2 separate regions of the Mus musculus genome follow, and region 1 is linked to region 2. The links are chromatin loops, found by intact Hi-C in ENCODE. Cell type or tissue: left cerebral cortex. All regions are shown on one strand. Each heading gives the region's core, and the rest is flanking DNA. Links, peaks and the distances in the headings are about the cores only.

What was found. Peaks named below come from ENCODE experiments on the same cell type or tissue, not always from the same donor. Only the 100,000 strongest peaks of a DNase experiment are listed, where the experiment ranks them.
Region 1: it touches region 2 in a loop (2.5-fold over the local background); 6 of 42 quality-filtered maps call a loop at or near these places.

What each region holds. Positions count from the first base shown.
Region 1 is chr4:5,639,693-5,648,469 of GRCm38, forward strand. It overlaps Fam110b (family with sequence similarity 110, member B), which reads left to right and starts at 4,398. Exons shown (of 3, transcript NM_173426.3): 1 at 4,398-4,718. 4930423M02Rik (RIKEN cDNA 4930423M02 gene) reads left to right here. Exons shown (of 5, transcript NR_038183.1): 4 at 1,598-2,266; 5 at 2,361-2,592. In left cerebral cortex, for the core only: a CTCF peak has its summit at 6,675 (motif pointing right); DNase peaks (open chromatin) are centred at 4,138, 4,538, 5,165, 5,408 and 2 more places; H3K4me3 peaks cover 2,254 bases; H3K27ac peaks cover 1,497 bases.
Region 2 is chr4:6,186,713-6,195,390 of GRCm38, forward strand. Ubxn2b (UBX domain protein 2B) reads left to right here and starts at 4,393. Exons shown (of 8, transcript NM_026534.2): 1 at 4,393-4,501. The coding sequence starts at 4,418. In left cerebral cortex, for the core only: a CTCF peak has its summit at 4,526; DNase peaks (open chromatin) are centred at 3,686 and 4,314; H3K4me3 peaks cover 2,101 bases; H3K27ac peaks cover 1,491 bases.

The sequences.
Region 1 (8,777 bases), core at 778-8,777, 550 kb before region 2:
ATGTCAGGTAATGTCAAGTTTCTATAAAAGTGTCAAAATGCAAGCTTCCATTTCTAGGTGTATATTAGATTAGTTACAAACAGCTCAGTGCTGCTCTTTGAGTAAACTCTTCTAGGAGAAAGCTAGAGAAATACAATGCTCTGAAGGGAGGTACAGAAGGTGGAAACTGAATGTTAAATTTCTGAAGCCGAAAGTCAGTGCCCCCATATCCAAGGGATTAAACCAACCATGAATCACAAATATTCAGAAATTATTGTGTCTGTGTGACACATATACAAACCTTTCTCCTTTCTACCATTCCTTCAGCAATGTAGCATAACAGCCATTTACAAAGGGCTACAAATGACTCAGAGAACAGTACTTAAGCCATAGAATACAGCAATTATTCTCTGAGCACTAGGTATTACAAACAGGCCAGATAAGAGCTCACATTTACAGGAGACTATTCACAGGTTATATGCAAATACTATGCTATTTAATGTACATTAAACTTGATGACCTAACAATGGCCTGGGTAACAGTGAAGATCAGGGATCAAGTCCCCCATGACACCAGCTGTGTTCTGAGGCATGGATTTAGAAAAGGACCATCCATAGGGAAAGCATATGAATGCATGGAAGCAGAATTGGGGGCAAAAGATTTACAAGGAACATAATTTTTTTCAGTGCCAGGCAGGTATTTGCAAGAAGGTGCCAGTGGGGAGGTCTGGAAGCAGAGGCCTCATGGTATGCCATATGTGTCCCTGAAGAGTGACTTCCCAGCCTGTCTGTCTTCCTTTGATTCTTAGTCTAGCATGCCTTGCGGATGAAAGTAGGTGCGGAAACAGATTATTCCTTTAGGACACAACAGTTAGCATACATGGACTGGAAAAACATACTCAGATAATTGAATCATAGAAAACTTTGCCTTACCTGACGACACAGACAACTGTATGAAAGGGAATGAAAATGCTTTTGTCTTAATTTGGGCCAGCCAGCAGGGCAGCCATCAGCCACATGTTGTTAGTGAATACTTGAAAAAAGAATCTACTGTGGCGAAGAAAAATTTAAGTCATTGACGTTTAAAATTAAAAAGTTTTATTCAGTGAATCAGAATTAAATGCAAGGGATTTAGAAGTGTTGAAACTTCAATTCATTTACATTCCAGTGGCCTCTTGTGGTTAGCCTGGCCCACTGGACAGATGATTTGTGGGACCTGCGAGCATGTTTGATTTAGAGTAGAAGATATATGGACTACAGGTCAGAAGGATCAGCTGATAAATCTTGTAATTGCTAACTCTAACCTTGGGTATGTCTCTTATTTTTCCTTGTCCTCAATATCTTCATGGAATGTTCATCATAATATTTATGGTTAGTGGCCCGTGTTAACTAAAAATGAAGCATGCAACTGCCCTAAGAGACTAAGTATCTCGGAAGCTACTGGAGTTTAGCGAGGTAGGTCCTGGTTGTTGTCTATGAGCACCCATCAGCACCCTGAGCTTGTGCAGGAGCGCAAGGTAAACTATGAGACCAGCGGCAATAGATAAACCCAGGCTGTTACTGATGGAAAACTGACCACAGTGCAACAACTGACAAGGCCTTTCTCTCTCTCTCACCAGCGCTGCCCTTTCTCTTGCTGCCTACTGTTTCTAACCCATCCCCCCGCCCCTGAAGCACAGTCCTCCCTGCTTTTTCTATACCTTCAGATTGATTGTTGAAGGGAAAAGACAAATGGAGTTTGTTCAACCAATTACTTTAACTTTATATACAACTCAAACCCATAGACGTTTGGATGAGGATCTCTCAAGGATTTCCCCGTAGAATGAAGAGCACAAGTTAACCTTTAACAACCATCAGAAACTCTTGGGAGGAGTTAACAACAAAAACAAAAAGTCCTCATGCTTGTCTCCTGCTCCCCATTCTGGAGACGCCATGCTATGGGGAGCTCTCCGGATAACTCTGCACCCTGCCAGAAAGCACTCTATTATGCTGTGATTTTTTTGGGGGAGTTCTGGACAAGTGGACCTGTGTGACCCTGACCTAACTAAAAGAGAACAAAGAAATAGACTGTACTGAAACCCTGGCTGAGGGTGCTGGGGAACTCTTCCCCTTTGGTGAGATTCTCCCTGGAGTATCATCAACATTTGTCCAGATGCTGCTGGAGTCTGCGCCTGGATACCAAGGATCTTTTCCTTCCCATTGCTTCCAAGCTGCTGAGCCATGATTTCTTCCTTGTCTCTCCAGTTGGCAGCACATCTCTTTACAGTAGATTGCTCTTCAGTTCACAGGTTTGTATATTCCTGAAATGTCACCAGTGACAGAAAGACTAGGTTCTTCCCTGCGTCAATAGCACCGCTGAGCTCTCTGTCTCCTCTCTTGTAGATATCATATCGTTCTCCCAACGAAATAAGTCAAGCAATCAGAGACTGTGGCTAATACTGAAAAACTCTATCTACAGATGCTTGTTTCAGAACCAATCAAACATTGTTATATACTTTCTGAGACAAAAATCTTTGTGAGACAAATGAATTCCATGCACAGGCCAATGGCCCATTTCTTTGGAACAATACTCTAAGCACAGGAAAATTCTAATTAAAAAAAAAAAAACTAAAACAAAAACCAAAAAACATTAGTGTGGTGAATTTCCAGAAGACTACGGTAGCCCTTCAGATTTTGTCTTGAAAAGACTGATCCTAGATTAGCAGACAATGGGGAGTTGTAAAAGTACACTTATTGTACTAACAGCTAAGACAGAAAATGTACTAGGAGATTCTGGTTTAGACACTATTGTTTTACTCTTGTTCTGTGAACACATCTCTTATTGGGTTTGGAGTATAATATGATTTTATATTGAAAAGTAACACCCTCAATGAGATCCTTTAATACCATTAAAACCCAGGGTTTTGTTGTTGTTGTTTTGTTTTGTTTTGAGACAGGGTTTCTCTGTGTAGCCCTGCTTGTTCTGGAACTCACTCCATAGACCAGGCCGGCCTCAAATTCACAGAGATACACTTGCCTTTGCCCTGAAATAAAGGCCTTAAGTGACTTCTTGACCTGTACTTCATTATCAAGAAATTACGTGGTTTGATCAACACAAAAGCTAGAAGCTACTGGTTGTGTTTCTGATTTCCAAAGCCCAGGGTAATCTTTTATGATTTTATAAGTCAACATTTTGAACCGGAGCCCATTGGAAAACTGAAAGAGCAAGAAGGCAGTTCAGCGGGACATGTCCTCTGAAGCCCCATGCTGATGCTGTGCAGTTCACTTTGCTGATGCTGTGCAGTTCACTTTGCAGATTCGTTAGTTGAGACATGAGTTTTCCTGGCTCCCCTGCTAGTGAAGGTTTCCTTCTGGCTTGCCTTTGTTCTCTGGTGGGGCACACTCTGCTGCTGCAGGCTTACAGGACATATTTAGGAGAAAGAACCTTGATACTTCCTGCGTAGGTCATGACCTCCTTCCTCCCATCTCTATTTCCAGAGTAAAGATATTCTTTACTTGGCTGTCCGGGACACTCAAATGGAAGTTTGCATCTCAGTCACACACAGTGGGGAAGTGGCAAGGCTTAAAAGAAGGAATGGAACAAGCAAGTGCAGAGGTGGGGTCTGTTTGGGCTGGAAACTGGCTGCGTTTGCTATAATAATGATGACAAATAGCTTCAGTCCACCGACAGGGATTTTGGAGTAGGCATAGAGGCTGACAAGGACCCTGTTTGCATGCCAACCTTCACTCAAAGCCCAGCATTACATCACATGCTAACACAATACTCTTGCAAATAGCCAGAGATTTGTTGTAGCTATCTGATTTTTAGTTGATAATTTCTGAACTACAGGGAATCAAAAGTTGCATAATTTAAATATGTATAGATGGCCTTTCCGCAAAACTCATACAAATGCCATTACATTTCATAGTACTAAGGGTTAAAAATAGAGAAATTTTGCTTGATAGATTTTTTTTGGGGGGGAGGGGCAAGGAATATATATTGTGATTCCCCTAATCTCCTTTAAATTCGGTTATTTTGATATACGTGCATTTTAATTTTTAGACTTCCCACTAGCAAAACTCATTTAGAACATACTTAGTCTTTCTAAAATGCTTCCTGCCCACGGAGAAAACCCTATTACTAACCACATGTGAGGTAGGAGACTTGGCAAGATCTTCAAGAAGGGGCTATCAGAAAAGCTCATCACATCTGCCCACATGTTCTAGGAACCAGCACAGCCTGATGTGCACTGTCCTGGGGTGGAAGAGTCACATCCCAGAGCATCAAGGCTTAGGAGCAGTGGGGGAGTAGGGCACAGGGTGGGCGTGGGGCTGATGGGGGTGGGGCCAAGGCGCAGGTGGGCGGGGTGGAGGAGAAGGAGGAAGAGTGCGGGTGCGGAGGGGGTGGGGCGGGAAGGTAGGCTGGGGGCGGGGCGCTCTGGGGGCGTGCCGGCTGCGCAGAGACACGCGCTCTGGGCCGCAGCAACTGGCTCCAAGTTCCCTCCCTCGCTCTCCTGCGGAGCCTGCCTGAGCCCGCCCCTTCGGTGCGGAGGAGCAAACGCGGCCCCGGTCAGCTCAGCCCTCCGTTGCCGCCCGATCCGGGCCGGTTCGGCTAACCCGGTCCATTCCGAGCCGGCGGCGAGGACCCGGCGGCCACTTCATCCCGGCCTGCAGTGCATCGCCGGGCCCAAGCTCCTCCTCGCGGTCTCCCGAGCCTGGTGCCTGGCCTGGCCGCCTTGCAGGGGCCGGAGTGCGGCCAAGGTAAACGGGGGCGCTGGCGGGTGGGGAGTACCTCTCAGGGTCCCGCTCCGGCCGGGCCTGGGCACCGAGGAGCCTGGCCCGCTGTCCGCCCTGCGCTCGGCTGCACGCCCCGGGCCGGGGATGAGGCCCAGGCTCGGAAGGAGCGCTGACTGCTGGGGAGAAGGTGGGCGAGGACGCGGCGGCCCCCAGCCCCACTCCGTGCTGCATCCCCACCCAGGTCATCCCGTGGGCGCGTCACTGTGCTGTCAGTTCCTGCGGGAATGCAGATCCCGGGGCTCTGAAAGTTTGTTTGCCCCCACCGCCTCCTCCCTCCAGTCCTCCCACAGCTCGGTTGTCTGTTTTCTTTGAAAGCATGAGGGTTGGAAATAGAATAAAATTGGTCCTGGCTCACTCGTGCCCCTGTCACTTAGCGGTGCTCAGAACTTGGCGACAATGCTAGGCTGTGAGAAGCTGGTGTCTGTGCTGCCCTCCTTTTGTTATAGCAAGGAGCCTGATGGTGACAAGTCTTTCCGTGGTGGCCAGCAAAGAAGGAAGAGGGGATAACTTTGCCTTATTACTTCCCAAAGTGGGAATAAAACCACCGGACTCCCAGCTTTTTTGACCCTTTAAAGTTGCTATTCAGATTTATTGACAGTCACCACATTCTCTTCCAAGAAAGAACAGGCATTCTTTCTTGCCTAAGATTCAGGTTTCCCCCCACAGCCAAGTTATGTCCTGTGCAAATCTGGCGCACATCTGTGACAACAGTGCATGGCTGGCTTGTGAGGACTGCCGAGTCTATTTTTGCAGAGAGGAATATGATAGCAGAATCAGCATTTTTTTCTGTATGAATAATATGACTTCCATTTTCATTTCCTCTCTTGGTGTGAAAGAGTTATTTAGCTTCCACCATCTAAGTCATGCGAAAGCACCTGTGCTGTTGATGTTATTATTAGCATCGTTTATTATTGTTGTTATTATTATCATCATTATTATTACTGTTGTATTTGTATTCACTTTGTGGTATTGAGACCTGGTCATTCAAATGAAGCATTTATTAAGCAGTTATTTTAAGATAAGGGCAGGCATGTTGATGGTAACGTGCCATTGATTTACCCCATTACATATAATCTGTGACATCTCTTCATTAGTCACTTAAAAATCACGAATTGAACACAGGGACAGCATTACCTTTTGAACCTGAAAATCTGCAAAGGCCTTACCATAGGGCATGGAAGATGGTTCTAGAGAAATGTTAGATTTTTTATTTTTGTTTTTATTTTCAACCTATGTTTTTGCTGTTTGGGGGGGTGGGGGTGGGGTGGGTCCTTTGTTTGTTTTTATCCCAGATCTTTCAAAGCATGATCTATTTTGAGTCAGTGATTTAATTTTAGATCAGAATTGAGGTTGGGTTGTTTGCGGGAGACTGACAAGCTGCTGGCTCTGTGTATCCTCAATGGCTGGGAATGGGGAATTTGGTATTTGTCTGGTCTATGAGTCTGAATTCAATCATGGCCTGGCGAGTTTTGTAATAAGACTTGGTTGTCCATGAAGGGCTTAACCAGAAGGAAAATCTCTGCTGTGAACCTCATCTTCAAATCGCCCTCCTCCTTAGGTTTAGAATACTACTCTCAGTTTCTAGTTGGAAAACTCACCGTCTATGCTTGCCATTAATGAAAGATGAATGCATTTGCTGTGTGATCACCCCCTCATAGCACATCATAACTCTAGCTTTAAAGCCTTGGGTTCGATACCTCTAGACTAAATGGTTGAGAAAACAAATAAAATTACCTACTCGCCCTTTTCAGTAACAAAAAGATGACACTTGCAGCTTAGATATTTTATATTTTAGTCACTCAGCTATCAGTTTACCCTCTGTCCCGACTATTGGATTTTAAGTGGAAATCTTTTTCCTTAAGTGTTTAGCTACAGACAGGCTTTGTATGAGGTGAGCTGCTGTAGGTATAGCCCATCAACAGTAGGTGGTGCTGTGGGGAACTCTGGCAGCTCAGCCAGGGCATAGGTATGCTTAAGGAACATCCAGCATTAATCTGCACTAGTGCTGGCCAGGTGTGAAAACAACCGGAGGGACAGACAGCAGCCTGCACAAGTGTTAAGAATGACATGGTTTCTTAAGTTTTCTCTTTGCATTTTTAACGTTTGGCAAGCATTTACCTGGAGAATCTTTTTTTTAGAGTCCAATAATGTTCTAGATGCTAAGTGTATAATGCTTATAAAAATTATTAGCTGCACTTCTCACTTTTATTGTTCTTCATTAGAGTTAGGTGGACTTTGGACTAACCTAGGCTAAGCCAAGAGCCTCTGCAGCTAACGTGGACTTTTTCTTTTTCTAGCATGGACTTGCAGTTCAGAGCAACAAAGGGCGTGGGACCTACTCCCCTCTTGAATTTATTTGGGAAGGCCCTGCTCCCCTCTGCTTTTTTTGGTCACCTCTTATCATTTTTCTGGCTCCTGGCAGGTTACAATGAGAATTGATATTCAAGGTGAAGATGCTGAATTTATTCTATGCTGGCTGCGTACCCCGGCTAGGAAGTAAATTAGTCCACTCAGTTAAAGGTTTTCTGGCTCCCAGTCGCTTACCTGTGAAGGCCAGTCCTGTGAGCAGCATATCTCTAGGCTTCCTCTTACTCCTCTAACAAACAATAGTTTTGTTATCTGCTTTCTGTGGGTGAATTTAGTGACTTGACTGAGGCATAGCTAATAAATAGCAAGATGTAAGTACCAGAGGCTGGCTTTTCTACTGCCCAGAGAGGAAAAGCTTTGCAGCCTCGTAGCTGCTGGAGCTGACTGATCGCTTCTTCAGGGGTTTGGTATCAGAAAAATCTCATCACTCAGTGATCGGATTTGGATTTTCTGGGTAGTGCTTGATCATCAGTCCAAAAGTAGGAGAAATCGAGTTTTTTTTTCCTTTTCCTGAATAGTCTTTTAATGTGTGGCAAAGATTACTTGTTTCGAGTGTTGAGAAGGATGGCAGCTGAATGTCTTTGAATTAGATAAAAGGCTGATAGAGACGGTTTAGACCTTGAGGCTGTGAATCATGTTGGGTCTGTTTGGGGTTTTTGCTCCTGACAGCCCAGCTCTACACTTGGCCTTGTGACATACTCTCTGTCCACCGATGAGCTTGCTTACTGTGATCCCTTTCATGTGGGAGGCAGGACTGTGAGCGCGCATGTGTGTGTGTGTGTGTGTGTGTGTTTTGTTCCACAGTTGAGGCAGAGCCTCAACTTAATCTTTCAAAAACAAAGATGGGCTGTGTTTCTCAGTTGACTCCCCTACAAATACGAGTAGGAAGGCAAACAAGTAGGGCTTGAGAAACCCTGAAAAGAGCCGGTGACTCAGGCACACTGCTGTCCCCAAAACCTGATGGAACTGTGATTCTGGGCAATGAGAATTCTCAAACCTGTTGATGACCATGAAAGTACTGCGTGATGGCTGCGGAGTGTCTCTTCTCCTTGTCCACAGCAGTGATGGCAGCAATAAGATGAGAATCAACCTTTCTACTCCACAGTCCTTTCTTATCTTATTTGTAGACAGCTTGGGTGGGTTTCTTAATGATTATTTTGCAAAGTGATATTAATAAACATGCACCACGCATTCCTTATTTTGACACCTTTGGTTTCTCCATGTGTATGATGGGGGACTGGGTAGAATTTTAATCTTTTTCATGTGATAAAGTTGTCACAATAGGAGAGACTACATAAGGACCTGGTGTTTATGAACCTTAACCGCCCCTCCCTTCCCTCTGCCCCTAGAGTGCTCTCAAGAACATGTGCGCATGTGTGTGTGTGCGCGCACGCGCGCTCGTGAGAGCACAAACACACACACACACACACACACACACACACTTACTCGCACACTTTTAAAGCTTAGTAGCCAAACAAATTGCTTTTTTTCTAGCGTTAACAGTAAAAAAGAAAGTGTGTGTGTGTGTGTGTGTGTGTACATGAGTGCGTGCATTGGACTTTTTTTTTTTTTTCCTGCACTGACTTTAAAATTGCAAATGATTTGGATGCACATCCAAAGGAGAGCCCCCTAGTTCTAGAGGAACTGCCATTTAGC
Region 2 (8,678 bases), core at 1-8,000:
GCATTCCTAAAGGGAAAACTCATAGCTGTGAGTGCCTCCAAAAAGAAACTAGAGAGAGCATACACTAGCAGCTTGACTGCACACCTAAAAGCTCTAGAACAATAGGAAGCAAATTCACCCAAGAGGACTAGATGACAGAAAATAATCAAACTCAGGGCTGAAATCAACCAAGTGGAAACAAAAAGAACTATTCAGAGAATCAACCAAACCAGGAGCTGGTTCTTTGAGAAAATCAACAAGATAGATAAACCCTTAGCCAGACTCACTAGAGGGCACAGGGACAGTATCCTAATTAACAAAAACAGAAATGAAAAGGGAGACATAACAACAAAACCTGAGGAAATCCAAAACACATACTCAGATCCTACTACAAAAGGCTATACTCAACAAAACTGGAAAACCTGTATGAAATGGACAAATTTCTAGACAGATACCAGGTACCAAAGTTAAATCAGGTTCAGATAAATGACCTAAACAGTCCCATATCCCCTAAAGAAGTAGAAGCAGTCTTTAATACTCTCCCAACCAAAAAAGCCAAGGACATATGGGTTTAGTGCAGAGTTCTATCAGACCTTCAAAGAAGACCTAATTCCAGTTCTTCTCAAACTATTCCACAAAATAGAAACAGAAGGTATCTACCCAATTCATTCTATGAAGCCACAGTTACTCAGATACTGAAACCACATAAAGACCCAACAAAGATAGAGAACTTCAGACCAATTTCCCTTATGAATATCGATGCAAAACTACTCAATAAAATTCTCGCTAACCGAATCTAAGAACACGTCAAAACAATCATCCATCATGATCAAGTAGGCTTCATTTCAGGGATGCAGGGATGGTTTAATATACGGAAATCCATCAACATAATCCACTATATAAACAAACTCAAAGGCAAAAACCACGTGATCATCTCGTTAGATGCAGAAAAAGCATTTGACAAAATCCAACACCCATTCATGATAAAAGTCTTGGAAAGATCAGGAATTTGAGGCCCATACATAAACATAATAAAAGCAATCTACAGCAAACCAGTAGCCAACATCAAAGTAAATGAAGAGAAGCTGGAAGCAATCCCATTAAAATCAGGGAGTAGACAAGGCTACCCACTTTCTCCCTACCTATTCAATATAGTAATCGAAGTCCTAGCCAGAGCAATTAGACAACAAAAGGAGGTCAAGGGGATACAAATTGGAAAGGAAGAAGTCAAAATATCACTATTTGCAGATGATACAATAGTATATATAAGTGATCCTAAAAATTCCACCAGAGAACTCCTAAACCTGATAATCAGCTTCAGTGAAGTAGCTGGATATAAAATTAACTCGAACAAATCAGTGGCCTTTCTCTACACAAAGGATAAACAGGCTGAGAAAGGAATTAAACACCCTAAAGGGAAACAACACCCTCCACAGTAGTCACAAATAATATAAAATACCTTGGTGTGACTCTAACTAAGGAAGTGAAAGGTCTGTATGATAAAAACTTCAAGTCTCTGAAGAAAGAAATCAAAGAAGATCTCAGAAGATGGAAAGATCTCCCATGCTCATGGATTGGCAGGATCAATATAGTAAAAATGGCTATCTTGCCAAAAGCCATCTACAGATTCAACCCCATCAAAATTCCAACTCAATTCTTGAATGAATTAGAAAGGGCAATTTGCAAATTCACCTGGAATAACAAAAAACCTAGGATAGCAATAACTTTTCTCAATGATAAAAGAACTGCTGGTGGAATCACCATGCCTGACCTAAAGCTGTACTACAGAGCAATTGTGGAAACAAACAAACAAACAAACAAACCCTATATAGTACTGGTACAACGACAGACAGGTAGATCAATGGAATAGAATTGAAGACCCAGAAATGAACCCACACACCTATGGTCACTTGATCTTTGACAAGGGAGCTAAAATCATCCAGTGATAAAAAAGACAACATTTTCAACAAGTGGTGCTGGCACAACTGGTAGTTATCATGTAGAAGAATGCGAATTGATCCATTCTTATCTCCTTGTACTAAGGTCAAGTCTAAGTGGATCAAGGAACTCCACATAAAACCAGAGACACTGAAACTTATAGAGGAGAAAGTAGGGAAAAGCCTCCACAATATGGGCACAGGGGAAAAATTCCTGAACAGAAGAGCAATGGCTTGTGCTTTAAGATCAAGAATTGACAAATGGGACCTCATAAAATTGCAAAGCTTCTGTAAGGCAAAAGACACTGTCAGTAAGACAAAAAGGCTACCAACAGATTGGGAAAGGATCTTTACCAACCCTAAATCAGATAAGGGTCTAATATCCAATATATATAAAGAACTCAAGAAAATGGACTCCAGAAAATCAAATAACCCTATTGAAAAATGGGATTCTGCCCCACCAGGGGAATCCATTCCATAATCAGCCACCAAACGCAGATACTATTGCATATGCCAGCAAGATTTTGATGAAAGGACCCTGATATAGCTGTCTCTGGTGACTATACCAGTGCCTAGCAAATACAGAAGTGGATGCTCATAGTCATCTATTGGATGGAACACAGGGGCCCCAATGCAGGAGCTAGAGAAAGTACCCAAGGAGCTGAAGGGGTCTGCAACCCTATAGGTGGAACAACAATATGAACTAACCAGTACCCCCAGAGCTTGTGTCTCTAGCTGCATCTTCTTCTAGTAGCAGAAGATGGCCTAGGAAGGCCCCTTGGTCTTGCAAACTTTATATGCCCCAGTACAGGGGGATGGCAGGGCCAAAAAGTGGGAGTGGGTGGGTAGGGGAGCAGGGTGGGGGGAGGGTATAAGGGACTTTCGGGATAGCATTTGAAATATAAATGAAGAAAATATCTAATAAAAAAATTGAAAAGAATTGTCACAGTCTCAGTCTTGCTGTGGTCTCTCCAGTTGGACTGATTTTCATTACTCAAGGCCACATCTGGTGACCTTGGCCCAGTAAATAAGCCTGGCTGCTTACACATCAGAATCTAACTTAGCCCAAAACTCTAGTCTAAGGCTCTTTCTGACCACCTCATAATCGCTTCTAAAAAAAAAAATCATTTCTAAACAACCAGGTAGTATTTTGCTGACATGTGTAAGATGTTTCCATTATCTGTCTTAGAACTTATCTGTGACTTTTTACTTGTGGTCTTTCCTGGCCCAACAACTGTGAAAAGTTCTTCTCCTTCAAGGCCCAACATTAAAAGGTCATTTCTTGTCAAAAACATGATGGGAATTTTTAAGGCAGAATGTGTATCAAGACAGCAATGCAAGGTTTGGTAACTTGTACTGCTAGTTTCTAGTTTAATTATCATTTGCCTCGCTCAAGTACATCATTACATACTCAGCAATATGAGTGGAGCACTGTTGAGTTAACTGAACTGGGGAGAGGGACCATTATCCTTTGCCTTCTGAGTCTCAAGCTGAAAATAAAACTGAACTAAATAAATTTTCAGGAGAAAAGGACACACATTTTATTTTTTTTAAAACAATCATGTGATTAGCGTCTTCGTGGGAAACCTGAAAGCCTGTGTGGCTGTATCTACATACCAGGGGCAACCAAGAAAAGTAGCTAAGATGTGGATTTAATTCTAAAAGGTCTGTTGCAGACCTCTCAGTTTCATCTTCTCTACCTCATAAGTTTTTGTTTTTGTTTATTTTTTTTAAGTGCTCGAAACTCAAAGAACAGCCAAGGCAGCAGGCTGTAGGCTCCCACCTAGCATGGTACACACAACAGGCACCAAGAGAGTATTCTCCATTCACATACAGTCCGCGAGTAATAAATACTCTTTGCAAAGTAAAGTGTACTCTGTTACCTGCTTATATCTTTCTTTCCCTTCCTAGCTTATAAATTTCATAAAGGCTTCTTTTTTTTTTCTTGGGAGGCAATTCTTGGAGGTGTAAGTGTCTGGGACTTAAGATGAGAGTTAAGTCAATCCCAGCAGAAAAGAAGATGGCTTAAGAGTCTCCATTCTCATTGCCAAAAGCTTTACCGTGTTTCCTATCCTCAATACGGATCCACTCAGAAGGACTAATTTACCATCCAATCCTGGATAAGGGAAAATGACAGATAAGGGGAAATGAAAGGTGGAGTTGTTCATCTGCTAAGATATTGCATTGTTGAGTTAAATGAACTTGGAAGACAACGCTGCGCTCTAAAGGCAACCTACAGCATCTCCCAGCGAGTCGAATGGTGACTATAGAGAGATCTCAAAAACTGAAAAACTGGCGAGCCCTGCGGACCGGAACCCTACAGCGAGTGCGCACCGGCTGGTGGGGGGAAAAGGAGCCCGGAGGAACACCACGAACCCGGCACGGCTCCGCCCCCTCTCCAAGGCAGTGGGAGTCACGGAGTGGCTCCGCCCCTTCCACAGTCGCTAAGCAACCAACCCCGGAAGTCGCGGTCCGGGGCAGGCGCCGCAAGCGGGTGAAAGATGGCGGAGGGTGGCCGTGCGGAGCCGGAGGAGCAGGAGCGTGGGTCCTCCAGGCCACGGCCCCCAAGTGCGCGGGACTTACAGGTGCGCAGGCATGGAGCGCGGCGGCGGCGGGCGAGAGGGCGTGGGCATGGCGGGCGCGGGCCAGAGCCACTTTGTACCTCACCTGAGCCTGTCTCCGGAGAACTGGAGGGTCTCTCCTGGAGGCGCATTGCGGAGGGGTGCGTGTGGAATCCTGTGCCCTAGCCTCAGGCGGCGGTACAGGGGTTCCCTTCACGCTGGATGCACAAAGCAAATGTCATTTTGCCGAGCCATCTGGGTGCCTCCCAGCTGATGCTGCCTGCATTTGGGGAGTTGCTGTGGCCAGTGATAAATCAGCCATCACTAAAAAAGTAACTTTAAAAATGACGCGTGCTGGTTTGTTCTCCTGGATGCTTTTTCACGTTTGATGATTTATACATTAAAAGCACTTTCTTCTCCAAAAGCCTGCGGTTTTGCAGGGGAGAGCTTAAAACAGTTCAGGCTTTGGTCACAGCTCGCTTGAAAGAGTTCACAAAACAGCTTAACAGAAATAAAACTCAGCAATGTTAGGATGCTGGCATTAGCTAAACACTTGTCCGATGCTAATACTGCTTGTCCATTTTAGCCTTTTTTTTCTATCTCCTCATGAAATCATTGATAAAACTCAAACGATTAAACATATATTAGGGGTTATAGTTCAGAATAAATGAGCCTGGATTCGCAAACCTTGACAGAGCATTTTTATAGCAGGTCTTCATTCTGTAACCAGACGTACTGACCGTTTGCCATTCTAACTTTGTGCTGAAGCTCTGGGAAATGTGGATACAAATAGGACATCAAATCCAGAAGTAGTAGTGGATACTGTTGTGTGCTATCAAATTTTGTGAAAGGTCTCAGATTTGAAACAGGCTTGTAAAGCAGCTTTACAGACCAAGCCAATGCAGAATTCTAATGGTATTAATTGAGCACTGGTTGGTTCCGGTGACCCCGGAGCCAGTTAGCTCGTTATCTTAGAGTAATTGTCACTGTGATGAAACACCATGACCAAAGCAGCTTGGGGAGGAAAGACTCATGCTTCCACTCACAGTTCCTTATCAGACAGGACGTCAGAGCAGGAACATGGAGGCAGGAGCCGATGCAGAGGCTATGAAGGGTGCTACGTACTGGTTTGCTCCCCAAGGTTTCTTCAGCCTGCTTTCTTATAGGACCCTGGGCTCACAGCCCCGGTTTGGCACCACCCATAGTGTGTGTGGCCCTCCACCATCCATCACTAATTAAGAAAATGCTCCAAAGACTTGCCTACAGCCTTATGAAGGCATTTTTTTTTCATCGAGCCCCCCTTTCCCTGATATCTCTGGCTTTGTCAAGTTGACATAAAACTAAACAGCACACTAGTGAGGCAGTGTATTTTCTGTGTCTGGCTTGCTAGTTTTCATAAAGTCACATCTTATTGTCACTTGGAGTTTTCCCAACATGCTCTGGGTCTAGAAGCTGCCTCATTCAGGAATTCTATTTTGTTTTATGAATAATCTAGGTTTAATTGTCCTGAACAGTCTCTATTTTAACCACATATAACCTTTTGGACACCTTCATAACTGTTTGGAGAACTAAGCATAGTTTGAAGCATCACTGAATGCCAAAAAAAAAACAAAAAACAAAAAACAAAAAAACAAAATAAAACAAAGCAAAAAACAAAACAAAACAAAACAAAACAAAACAAAGGCAGTTCAGAAGATGAACTTGGAGAATGCAGAGATCAGCATCAGGTAGGAGATAAAAACCAGTGAATTAATGACCAGCTGAACAGAAATCTATCTCAGCTGCCATTCAGAATAGTCTGTCAGCCTCTACATCAGGAAGGAGGGTTTTAGGAAGAGGGCTATATAGTTATCTCCTGAAGTGTCTCTCTGTTGTGACTTCTGGACTGTTTCTAAGGCTGTTGTGTAGTGTCCTCCAGGCAATTCGTCATAGGGTTTAAAGTTGTTTAAGGTATTTAATTGCATATTTCCCAATGTTCCTCCAGAATAATATCAACAGGATTGCTGCTCTTAATTCCGTGTTTCCATCCAGATTAGCATTTGGGGAGGAGTAAACTTGTCTGAGGCTATCTAGATCACTGGTTCTCAGTGAAATAATGTCCCTGGAAAGGCTTGATAAAGCAGACACTAGCGCTCATACCCATATCTAATAGGTACAGAGTGGGACTTGAGCATTATGTATTTCCCAGATTCCCAGGTGTGGCTAGTCTGTACAGTTAACTTTACTGTGTTTTCTACAATGTAGCATAAGGCTGAGCCTTCTAGTTCTCTCTTGCTGTGTTTCTGCCCTTCACAGTGACTTAGATTCAGGTTACCTTCCAGACTGGAAAGAATATCAGTCCTTGACTTGGGAAGAATTGGAGCAAGAATGTCTCTTACTTAGGAAGCGCTGGTTTTGTCATTATACTTTTATCTGGTACTTGAATTAATCTTCTTTATTTAATTTCAAATAATATAATCTCAGGAGTGCTCAGTCTCTGTGTCTAATAATCTACACTTTAAAGAGTATCTCTAGCTGCATATGTAGCAGAAGATGGCCTACTTGGCCATCATTGGGAAGAGAGGCCCCTTGGTCTAGCAAACTTTATATGCCCCAGTACAGAGGAATGCCAGGGCCAAGAAGTGGGAGTGAGTGGGTAGGGGAGCAGGGCGGGGGTGGGGGGCGTATAGGGGACTTTTGGGATAACATTTGAAATGTAAATGAAGAAAATAATAAAAAATAAAAATAAAGATTTAATAATCATGAGTGGGCCCATGTCATAATCTGTGACTGGTGCCAACTCCTTCTGAAGAACTTGTTCAAGTCTCGGGAAATAATGCTTGGACCACGTTCTTAGTGTTCCTTTTCTACTTTCCATAAAGTCAAAGGTGCTTTATTTATTTTACAGAAGAAAAGTATTTTGATTGGCAACAATCAAATAGTGGCTAAGGAAAAGAACCTGGTGGGGCAGGCATGGTAGACTTCCTGAAGTAGGGCATACAGCTAGGTTCCTCATATCTGTGTGGATCAAGAAAGCTGAAACATAGCAGCTTTTGCCTTTTTCTTCAGCCCAAGACCCTAGCCCATGATGCTCAGGGAAGAAAGGGTTTTTTTCTTTAGAAATAATGCCAAAAACACATGCAAAGGCATATCTCCGAGGAGGTTCCTAGTCCAGTTGACACTGACAATTCCCCATTACAATTGGCACCTAAGGTAAATGTCATTGGGAGGACAGCATATATTATGTGGGTTTAGAAAAGGATGCTTAAGAAAATTCGAAGCCATATTTACATAGGTCCCCTGAAACAGGTGTTTGGAATACAGATAACACTGTATGAGATACATGTATTGAGCATATAAGTCATTCATAGATCTGAAATAATACAGTTGGCTCAGGAGGTGATCCATCAAAGAAGACTGTTTTAAAGAGCCTTCTGGAGGGTAAGTTGGATGCTTACTGTAGTCATGGTCCCTCCCCTAGCTTGCTTTGGGTTTAGTGTGGGGTTTTGGAGGGTAGGAGTAGCAAAGCATGCCAGGAAGACACATAGAAAGTGAAAACAGGGACACTGACACAGCAGTGTCACAGTTAAATCCTGTATTGATGGGATGGGTGTGGGCTTGTGCTCTGCACACATTAATCTTTCAGCTGATTGTCAGAAGAATTTTGATAGGCATTTAAAGAAGTAACTATGCTCAAGGATGTTCAGTAATCCACCAGATGTTACACAGTATCACTAAGATGATGTTAACACAGTGTCACCAAATGTTACACAGTGTCACCCAATGCTACACAGTGTCACCAGATGATGTTACACAGTGTCACACAATGTTACACAGTGTCACACAATGTTACACAGTGTCACCCAGTGTTACACAGTGTCACCAGATGATGTTACACAGTGTCACCCAATGTTACACAGTGTGTTCCTAAGTCAAGATTTGGATCCAGTTGAGAGCAACAACTGGGTGTGTGAACATGGGGGAGGAGGGAGTGGGAGGAAAAAGAAGGGAGAAAATGATGGAATTATATTTTAATTTCAAGAACTTAGAGGTCTGTAGAATTTTTGAGTTCAGTTCTTAGGAGGTCAGAGCCATTGATTTGCATTTCTAGGGAAACAGCTGCTTTAGAAATTCACAGGTTGGTGCATCTATGACAGTGAGAGAGGAGTAGGAATAAGACAGTTGAAGGAGGGGGAAGCTGTCTTCTGTGTGTCTTGAGGGT